Regions from separate parts of the Homo sapiens genome. Here region 1 is linked to region 2. Evidence: read pairs that join two places in POLR2A ChIA-PET (ENCODE). Cell type or tissue: PC-3. All regions are shown on one strand. Links, peaks and the distances in the headings refer to the core of each region. The heading gives the core; the rest is flanking DNA.

Region 1 (5,385 bases), core at 115-5,114, 63 kb after region 2:
TGATTTTAGTTCCTGGGGCTTAAACAGTTTCTAAAGGTTGTTATAACTCCCCTTCAGTGGAGCATATCTTCAAACACCTTCCTGGATAATTACCATGGCCCAGTGATTGAGGAATCACCAGAGTGATTTTAAACACACACACACACACACACACACACACACGCACGCACACACTTCTCTAGTGTTTCTTTGTGTTTGTTTTCTATGTGTATTTTCAAAGCCCAGTGGTTCATGAGAGACAGTAGAAGGACAAAATAAGAAGACATATGGTAGTGCTTAAATTATTCCCCAACAGGGAAAGTGTGCAATATGAAATTATTCAGTTTTTCTCTACTATTCTGAGATGGGGAGAAAGCATTTCAACCAAGAAAATAATAGGGTACCCACAATGCCCAGAGGACAACTGAATTATATCATCAACTTCCAAATTCAGTCAGCAATATTTCACCAGAAAAGCTGCTTTGCAAAAATTAAACCTCTAATGTTTACACTGGGAAATACCTCCAGTCCTTCTTTACCCTCTCCCAATGTCCCCCAGCCTCTGCACACACACACACACACACACACACACACACACACAATCTCTTAGACTTTTTAGCTCCTCTTTGTTTAGTTCACCTCTGTTTTCCTAATGTGTACACAGGTTATTCTGTAGTGAAGTGCCCAAAATGCCTGTAAAAGGAAAAACTACACAAAGTAAAATTTTGCCTCTTAGTTTTCAAAATGTTCTAAGAACCTATAGATTCATCTGACATAAGATTGTGAAAAGGGGCAGCCAAAAGAAATCAATTAGACAATTTCTTTTTTTAAATTGGTGTCTGGTATTTATTTATTTATTTATTTATTTATTTATTTATTTATTATACTTTAAGTTCTAGGGTACATGTGCACAATGTGCAGGTTTGTTACATATGTATACATGTGCCGTGTTTGTTTGCTGCACCGATTAACTTGTCATTTACATTATGTATATCTCCTAATGCTATCCCTCCCCCATGCCCCCACCCCACGACAGACCCCAGTGTGTGATGTTCCCCACCCTGGGTCCCAGCATTCTCATTGTTCAATTCCCACCTATGAGTGAGAACATGCTGTGTTTGGTTTTCTGTCCTTGTGATAGTTTGCTCAGAATGATGGTTTCCAGCTTCATCCATGTCCCTGCAAAGGACATGAACTCCTTCTTTTTTATTGGCTGCATAGTGTTCCATGGTGTATATGTGCCACATTTTCTTAATCCAGTCTATCATTGTTGGACATTTGGGTCGGTTCCAAGTCTTTGCTATTGTGAATAGTGCCGCAATAAACATACGTGTGCATGTGTCTTTACAGTAGAATGATTTATAATCCTTTGGGTATGTACCCAGTAATGGGATGGCTGAGTCAAATGGTATTTCTAGTTCTAGATCCTTGAGGAATCGCCACACTGTCTTCCACAATGGTTGAACTAGTTTACACTCCCACCAACAGTGTGAAAGTGTTCCTATTTCTCCACATCCTTTCCAGCATCTGTTGTTTCCTGACTTTTTAATGATCGCCATTCTAACTGGTGTGAGATGGTATCTCACTGTGGTTTTGATTTGCATTTCTCTGATGACCAGTGATGATGAACATTTTTTCATGTGTCTGTTGGCTGCATAAGAAATGACAATTTCTTGAGATCCCTTTTCATTCAAATTGATAACTAGAGGAGGGAGGCAGGGTTAGGCTCCAGCTGCCTGTTGTTTTTAGTCAGTTTGTGCAACTTCAATCCATTTGACCCAGGCACAGGCATATTATATAAAGGTTTTATGAAAAGAGATAAACTTTGAGAAATATTTTTTAACTTTAATTTTAAAAATGGCACAATGAGTCACGCCCGTAATCCCAGCACTTTGGGAGGCTGAGGTAGGAGGACTGCTTGAGGCCAGGAATTTGAGATAAGCCTGGGCTACATAGAGAGACCCTGTCTCTACAAAAAATAAAAAATTTAGCCAAGCACGGTGGTACATGACTGTAGTCCTAGCTGTTTGGGAGGCTAAGGTGGGAGGATCACTGGAGCTTAGGAGTTTGAGGCTGCAGTGAGCTATGGATCGTGCCACTGCACTAGAACCTAGGTGACAGAACTTGTCTTTAAAAAATAAAAATAAAACTAGGCGATGCATTAACATGGGGAATATCAACACAATATAAAAATGTATATGTTGAGAAGTCTGTCCCCATCTGCTCCGGCCCAGCCCCTTCCCCAACCCCCTCTCCCTGCAGGTAAGCACATCGTTAGCTTCTTGTGTATCATCCCGGGATTTTTGCCGATACAAGCAAACACAAGCATATCCCTATTTTCCTCCCTTTCCCAATGTTTTTGAGAAAGAATTTAGGAGAGAAGGAACTTGCTTTATTTGTCCTGGTAGTGGGAATCCATGAATAGAGAAGGTATGATGGTATATCAGCAGCTTGGAAGAATGGAAATGATTTCTGTTATTTAGATTCCCAGAATCGTTTTATTTGACTTTGGTTCTTTGGTTAAACCTATTCTTTGGGCCTCTTAACTCTTTAAGCTTCAAAAATCTTTGTTGTCTGAACAAGCGAAAGTTTTAGATGATTCATAGAGCTCATCTTTTTTGCCTAACAACAAAAACATGTGTATGCTGACTTTAAGAAAAGAACACGAAACACAGTGGCAAGTGCGGTACAGTGTCCCCTTAGGAAGAGCTGCCCTCACCCTGGGTCTCAGTGTTAGCATGTTGGGGTGCTGCCCATGGCCTGAGGCATGAACATTTATTCCACCCAGAAGCTTTTCTTTATCTTAAATCAACCTGGACATAGAGACAAAGAAGGCCTTAGAAATATCTTATTTTTCTGACACTTAAGTGTCTCAAATAGAATAATTTTGTAGATTTCAGAGACAACAGGAATGTGTATGTAACAGCCAGATAATTGATGCTGGGCATTGTGTAAGACTGGGCCAGATCCCCAAAACAATTAAACACTTTTAAACTCATATTTTGGAAATGAATAGGCAACAAAGACAAAAACCTGTCCTTTGAACAATTTGAAACACAATAACAATGAAATGTGTTGTCATTTTTTGTGTAGTTTTATGTATGCCAGATGAATAAAAGATAAACTAAATTGTGAATGACATATAGAATAAATTATCACATAGGTGCGTATTATAACAATTGCTTTACATTGTAGATATTTCCTAGAGTTATATAATGAGTGAGTTTGTGGAAATGAAATGAAAATTTATTAAAAATTTAATGAAATCCTTAAGGCGATTTATTTATTTTAATATTTTATTTTAACTAGCTTTTTTGTTGAAAAAGAAATACATGTGCATTGTAAGATATTTAAACAGTACAGAAAGTATACAGTAAAAATAATCTTTCACTACATCCCAGGCACTCAGGCCTTTTCCTCAGAGGTAACTAACACAACACTTTGTTATGTTTCCCACAGAAATATTCTGCACATCTCAATATGTCAATATCTCTATCTTAAAAACACAGACAAGGGCATGTAGTAAACTTGTTCTTTGCTTGGCCTTCGTCCATGTTAGCAGCTGCATACCTCTCACACCTCTCCCAAAGCCACAGAATATTCCCACAGAATATTGGAAGGACAGGCCTCCAGTAATTCAGCAGCCAGGCCCCTACCGTGGGATGACTCTTCTATGAAGCGAAGACAAATCTTTTGGAGAGTAAAATACAATTGCCTTCTAATCATCTCTGTCGCCCAGGATGGAGTGCAATGGTATGATCTCAGCTCACTGCAGCCACGACCTCCCAGGTTCAAGCAATCCTTCTACCTCACCCACCTAAGCAGCTGGGATTACAGGCTCATGCCACCATGCCCCGCTAATTTTTGTAGAGACTGGGTTTCACTACATTTCCCAGACTGGTCTCGAACTCCTGGGCTCAAGTGATCCACCTGCCTCAGCCTCCCAAAATGCTGGGATTACTGGCATGAGCCACCACGCCAGGCCTAATCATCTGTTTTGATAAAGAGATTTTGTCATAGAGCAAGCGGTGTCCAGCTCTCCTTTAGCCACTGTGGCTTCCAGGACTCCCAGCTCTATCCCCTGGACTCAGGGAGGTCACCATGCTCTGTGTTGCAGCCCAGAAACTCCACAGACAGTGAGCTGGGGTAATATCCTACAGTCCACCTCATTTGTTCCCCTCGCAGAGATCACCACGCTGGGCTTTTGATGTCCCTGGTCTGAAAACCATTCTTTCACACACTTTGCCCAGTTTTTCAGTTGTGTCAGGCAGGAGGATAAACCCAGTCCCTGTAACTCCATCTCAGCCAGAAGCAGAGGTGTTTTTTAAACACAAAAGTGTTTCCTAAACTTGGATGTGTACAATCATCTGAGAAACTCATTAAAAATAAAGATTCTTGGGCTCCCACCCAGAAATTCTGATTTGGCGGGGCTGCCTGGGAATCTGTATTTGTAACCAGAGCCCCAAGCGGTGTTGAAGCAGCCCCGCCATCACCAGGCCTGCTGTTTGAGAACCACTGGCTCGAAGGATGATTATGTTTATTTGTCAGCTCTTCTCAAGTGATACCACCATATGGGCACTTTGTTATTCAGATGAACAAAATAAAAATAAATGGTGAGGTGGATTTCTTGCCCAACTTAAATTATTGAGTGTTTAGAAACATGCTGTCACCTCTGATGAGTGTCTAAAGAGGCCTGAGTTCGGTTCTAAGGGATAGCTCTACTCAGCAGGTGACACTGCAAATGCTATGTGCTTGAAGGCAAGTTGGAGATCAAGTTGGAAGGGACACATTTGCTTGTCTGCACAGAGAGGGCACACATCCCAGCAGCTTCAGCTTAGTTAAACTCATTTTGGAAAATATTTTTGGCTCATGTGGTTTTATGCTTTTAGAGTTCCATTTTAAGCACTGGGTCCATCCAAACCCACGGAAGCTAGCTGAAGCATCCAAGGAAGATGCTGAGTTTCACACAGATCTCTGCTGAGTCTGGAAAAATCTCTCAGATTTGTCCAAACTGCTTTGTTGAGAAATCAAAACAAAAATCCCTAATCCCAGTGGGGCTTGTAGGGTCTGTGGTTTTTGTCCAAAACTACGGCAAAAGTAGTGGTCAGTCATGTGACTCACAAGCCTAAAGGTTTCATTATAAAACCTGAAAAAAACCCACGAGCTTAGTCTTAAAATATACTCCCAAGAGACAAACCAGAAAAAAAAAATCATCTTAGTTTTGGCCTGGAAGCATAGACTAAGGAAACATGTCCAAACCAAATGTTGTCAGGGCTCACTACATTTTAAATCCAAAGCTAAATTTTATTCCATTGGGGTGACACTGTTTATTAACACTGTCTGTGGCAATCAGATTGTCTAGAAAAGTTCAGGAGAGCTGGAGGCCCTCTCTTGTTTATGCTATGA
Region 2 (5,385 bases), core at 264-5,263:
TGGGATGGACTGTAAGTGATGTTTCTCTTTTTTCTTCCAAATTTTCTATAATGAACATGTTTTAACTTTATTTTTTACATCTTTATTATTATCTTGATTATCAAATGAAACTTGCTCACAGTATGAGATTCAAACAATATAGAAATGTGTAAGATCTAAAGTAAAATTTCCTTCAATCCTGCCTAAGAGATAGTTTCTACCAAATCTATATTTCCAAAAATATTATGGAATGTTTATATATTAGAATTACACATAGTACTTCAACTTATCTTTTTTTTTCACTTAAAGTACCTGGGATATATTCCCAGGTATGTGTGAGTGGTTTCTTTCTTTTCTTTTTTAAGTCTATCAGCTAGATCTCTGGGAGGCCAGCAGGGAATGGGAGATTCTCCGGCCTTCCTGCTGCAGGTAGGCAAGGGAATGAATGGGCACTGGAGTCACAGATGCCAGAGCTGAAAGGAATATTAAATGGGGCTTAATTTAGCCCCCTTATTAAATGATGAAAAAATGAGGGTCCAGAGACCAGAATCCACATCTTCTAATTCCTCATCTAATATAGTTTTTACTATGCCACACTGCATACAGTATAAAACAGATATTAATAAGTGCTTTTCAAAGAGCTTCCACCTTGCCAACCTTTTGTTTCAGCCTTATCCTCCTTAGCTGTTTTTGTGCTGCTGATAAAGACATACCCGAAACTGGTCAATTTACAAAAGAAAGAGGTTTAATGGACTTACAGTTCCATGTGACTGGGAAAGCCTCACAATCATGGTGGAAGACAAGGAGAGGCAAGTCACATCTTAGATGGATGGCAGCAGGCAAAGAAAGAGTTTGTGCAGGAAAGCTCCCCTTATAGAACCATCAGCTCTCATGCAACTTATGTACTATCATGAGAACAGCACAGGAAAGACCTACCCCCATGATTCAATTACCTCCCACCAAGTCCCTCCCACAACATGTGGGAATTCAAGATGAGATTTGGGTGGGGACACAGCCAAACCATATCACCTCCCTTGAGCAAACTGGGGGAAGGGATCTTTCCCGTTTTAAAGATAATACTAGCCAACACTGGCTGGGCACCATGTGCCGGGTTCTAAGCCAAGCTATTTGCCTACATTCTCTCACATGTTCTCACATGAACTTTCTGAGTTGGTACTATTGTCATGCCCATTTTATAGATGAAAAAAATTAAGACTCAGAGACTTTGAGTAACTAGCCAAAGGCCCCACAGCTGAGACATGATGGAGCTAAGGCTTCAACCTATGTCTAGTCGTAGAATCCTTACTTTTAAACATTACACTCTATTTTTTGCAGGCTTAGCACATAAACTTTTCCCATACAACAAAATTTAATTACTCTTTCGCTTTTTCTTTTGTTGTTATCCAGTCCTTCTCAAATGAAGTGAAACAGGAATGACATTAGAAAATGCAATCTGGTGTCAAGCAGGGTTCAGGGGCCTCACTTGGTGTTCAGGACTCTGTGCCAAACACTGGGGTAAAAACAAAACAAAACAAAACAAAACACCCAGTTCCAACCACAGCTATTCTCACAGTTGGCAAAGGAGTCACCTGGCACTTTTCCTCTGGAGATTCAGCGTGTCCCATACAAGGTGGTAAACTGCTTGCTCCCCTGGTATTTTTATTTCTTATGTAATTGTGCACTCCTTTCAACTCGGCCAACACGTTAGCACTTGTAGGTAAAGCTGATCTTTTTTCAGTCAGACACACAATACACACTGAGTCATGTGTAAAAGGCTCGTACAATGTTTTTGTTGTGAACAGAGCCCCAAGGGCCTCGTCTTACAATCCTCACATGTGTGTGACCCTCATGAAGAGAGGGCTGCCTGGTGCTGCAGTGTGTGGTCTTCTGCACGCAACAGCAGGATATCTGGGTGCATGGTGAGCTCTCACCTCACCCACCCAACGCTGGCCTTCCATAAGCTGGTGGTATGGGACTCACCCAGACATTTGTACTGTAGCCTCTATCATTTGTTCACCTTCTCCTTCTTTCCCCTTCCAGTGCCTTCTCCCCTAGCCCCAAGCTTCTGTTAAATCTCTCTGCCTTACCCATTTTCTGATTTGTTTTCTCTCCTTGTGTCCTGGAAAGCTGCACTATCTCCACTATTGCTCCACAAAGCACAGCGCCGTTCCCCTTTCCCTTTCTCCTGTCTTCCGCAGAGCCTCTTCTCTGTTCCCGGCCCTGTCCCACATGCATCATTTCCTCTCCTTTCTCTGCTCTCCAGGCTCTCTGTCACTACTGTATCCGTTTTCAGCAAACAGGCTGCAGGTGCCATTCTGAATGTGGAGACTCTGTGTGTTGAAATGATTCAACACATTGACTCAGTGGCCTGCTGCTTGGGTAAACTTCCCAGCACTGCTATTTACTAACGAGATAACCTTGAGAAAGTTACTTAGCCAGTCTAAATCTCATGTTCCCCTCAAGTCAAATGGGGATAATGAAAAACTCTACTTCTTAGAATTGTTGTGAGCCTTATATTATGCTCCATAACCCTGGGGTTGGGGTTTCGGTTCCAGGGTTCCAGACTTGTATATGCCTTACTAGTTGGATGGTCTTGACCAAGATACTGACCTTCTCTCTGAGCAAGTGTCCTCACTTCTAAAGTGAGAGTGATAATAATAGGACCTACTATATTAGTGTACTGGGAAGATTACATCAGTGAATAAACATAAAAGCACCTGGAATAATAAATGGCATACAGGAGCTTTCCCCAAAAGTTGGCCATCATGATATTTGTTCGTGATAAAAGATGCCTAGAATGCAGCTTGCCTGGAGGCACTCACAAGGTGGTAGTTACCCTTTGCTGCTCTCGCTGTCCACTCTGGCTGCTCACCTCCAGGAAGTCTGGCCTAGGAACATACAAGTCAAGAATTGAAACAGGAAGGAAATAACGTGGCAGGTTTTCTATTATAGCTCACTGTGCTTTCATCCTAATGTTGCAGGTAGAACAATAATGTCTTCCTCAATTATTCCACAAAACAACTTTTGGAAATCACATTTAATTTCTCTCCTTAAAGGAAATAACATATATAGCATGCTTCGAGCAGGGCTTGGGGCTCCATAAATTGTCTTGTTCATTTATTTATGTAAGACCACTCTAGCCACATATAGAAAACATAGAAGAGAAAGAAAAGGAAAAATAAATCCTTTCCTTAAGTCCACACTTGTTGTCATTTTGTACTCTCATGTTTTAATGTACTATGATAACTCATATTTTAAAGAATTCCACTGAGAATCATTTCAGGGAGTGAAGATTCTTTCTTAGATAGTTAGGCCCTTCAAGACTGCCAGAAAAGGATGTGCCTGGATTCTCTTTGGTAAAGTGAGGAAGCCCAGGGTATCCTCTCCTCTAGCATTGTCCAGGTCAGAACAGCCTCAAAATCCCTTGGAAGATCTCCTGAGCTGGAGCATCCCCAGCATTTGTATTTTCCAAAACAGAAGGTGCGAGGATTCATTTGTCATCAATCAACTCAAAGGATAGACTATAGCACCAGATCCCCTCAGAAATGCTCTAGTTCTTTTTTTTTTTTTTTTTTTCAGAGGAGAACCATGGCTGCAGAGTGTTAATAATACACACATGACAGTTAAGGCTTATAGATCCCTTTTTTGTAAAAAAATAACAGTCCCCAGCTGGGCACAGTGGCTCATGCCTGTAATCCCAGCACTTCGGGAGACCAAGGCGTGTGGATCACCTGAGGTCAGGAGTTCAAAACCAGCCTGGCCAACATGGTGAAACCCCGTCTCTGCCAAGATTGTGCCACTGCACTCCAGCCTGGGTGACAGAGTAAGACTCTGAAAAAAAAAAATCCATTAATGGTGGTGCATGCCTATAATCCCAGCTACTATTTGGGAGGCTGAGGCAGGAGAATAGCTTGAACCTGAGAGGCGGAGGTTGCAGTGAGCCAAGACTGTGCCACTGCACTCAGAGAGCACGCCACTGCACTCCAGCCTGGGCAACAGAGCAAGACTCTGTCTCAAAAATGAAAAAAAAAAACAACCAAAACAAAACAAAAACAGTTCCCTTGGTCTACCTTCTGTAGGAATTGAGCTTTCATGCAGTGGGTTCATTTTAAGTTTGGAATACTGAGCTATCAGGATGTGTCTTCTGGCTAGTGGAGACTTCATATTATGTGCATTAACTGCCCTCTTCCTATCAACACCCAAATATCTTCATAAAAAGTCACTGGAAGATTTTATGTCAGAGGAAGAAAATATAGATATGACTAAGAAAATTTTTCAATTAAAAAAATGTAAACTCCTTGGAGCATAATGTCCTAAAGGGCAGGAGAAGTCTAAAACAGCAATAAAATTGTCAGCTTTTAATAACCAGCCATGTTTCCATGGTACTTTATCATTTGCAGTGCATTTTAAACAGCTATTACATACTCATTTGTTTGTTTACTTATTCCTTCAACACCAGGACCATACTGTGACTTTTGTGGGTCCTAGGACCTTTGCCTTCTTGGGCCCCTTCCTCCATTAGAAAAATTAAAATAGCTTAATAGATTTTGTGGGTCCTAAAAATTTCATTTTTTTCTAATGCGAGGAAAAATTGAAACATTTTCTTCTGTCCTGACAGTTCATTTTTTTCTTTTGATTTTAAAATAAATTAAAACATTTTCTTTAGCTAGGGGTGGTGATGCACACCTGTAGTCCCAGCTACTCAGGAGGCTGAGGTAGGAGGATTGCCTTAGCTGAGGAGGTCAAGGCTGCTGTGAGCTGAGACTGGACTACTGTGCTCCAACGTGGACAACAGATAGAGACCCTGTCTCACACACACACACAAAAACCACCCACACACACACATGAAAACAAAACAAAGGAAAACATTTTCTTGGGCCCCTAAAAAGCACTGTGAGCCCAGGCACTATGCTTACTGTATTTCTTGGAGGGGCCAAGTATGGGCTATGGGTTAGAGACACAAAGATGAGTATATGCAGCCCTGACCCTAAAGAGCTCAGCAGTCTCAGGGAAGCAGACCTGCAAGCAAGCCATTTGGTGGCTGGCAATCAGGGCTATGACTAAAGTCTGTTACTGGTTCTACAAGAGCATGGAGGGGTCAGCTCCTAACTCTACAGACAGTGGGAGGACAGCTTTGTGAAAGGAGCATTGCTCAAGTGGCTGTTTAAGCCAGCATTTTTCAGCAATTTTGTGTTTGAGGCCCACTTTCAAATTTTATAATTTCTTGATAAATTAACAAATTAAGAACACTGGGCCAAAGAAGCAAGTTTCAGAGAATTGAAGAAACTTGCTGTTAATTTTGGTATATGGAGATATATGTGGTTTTTGTCTTCTGATCAATATGTAAGATGTATTTTTGCTACAACTGGATACATATGGTCACCTCAATGTTAGCCAATAGTGTCA

What was found. ChIA-PET counts read pairs that join two places held together with the same protein. Peaks named below come from ENCODE experiments on the same cell type or tissue, not always from the same donor. Only the 100,000 strongest peaks of a DNase experiment are listed, where the experiment ranks them.
Region 1: POLR2A ChIA-PET joins it to region 2 with 9 read pairs; 2 of 35 experiments call an interaction of 5 or more read pairs at or near these places.

The regions. Positions count from the first base shown.
Region 1 is chr5:61,232,361-61,237,745 of GRCh38, reverse strand. No RefSeq gene overlaps it. Among named protein-coding and RNA genes, the nearest start is that of LINC02057, 30 kb to the left of the region's middle. In PC-3, for the core only: no CTCF peak of the experiment used is centred there; no DNase peak of the experiment used is centred there.
Region 2 is chr5:61,295,686-61,301,070 of GRCh38, reverse strand. No RefSeq gene overlaps it. Among named protein-coding and RNA genes, the nearest start is that of LINC02057, 33 kb to the right of the region's middle. In PC-3, for the core only: no CTCF peak of the experiment used is centred there; a DNase peak (open chromatin) is centred at 2,290; H3K4me3 peaks cover 673 bases; H3K27ac peaks cover 1,704 bases.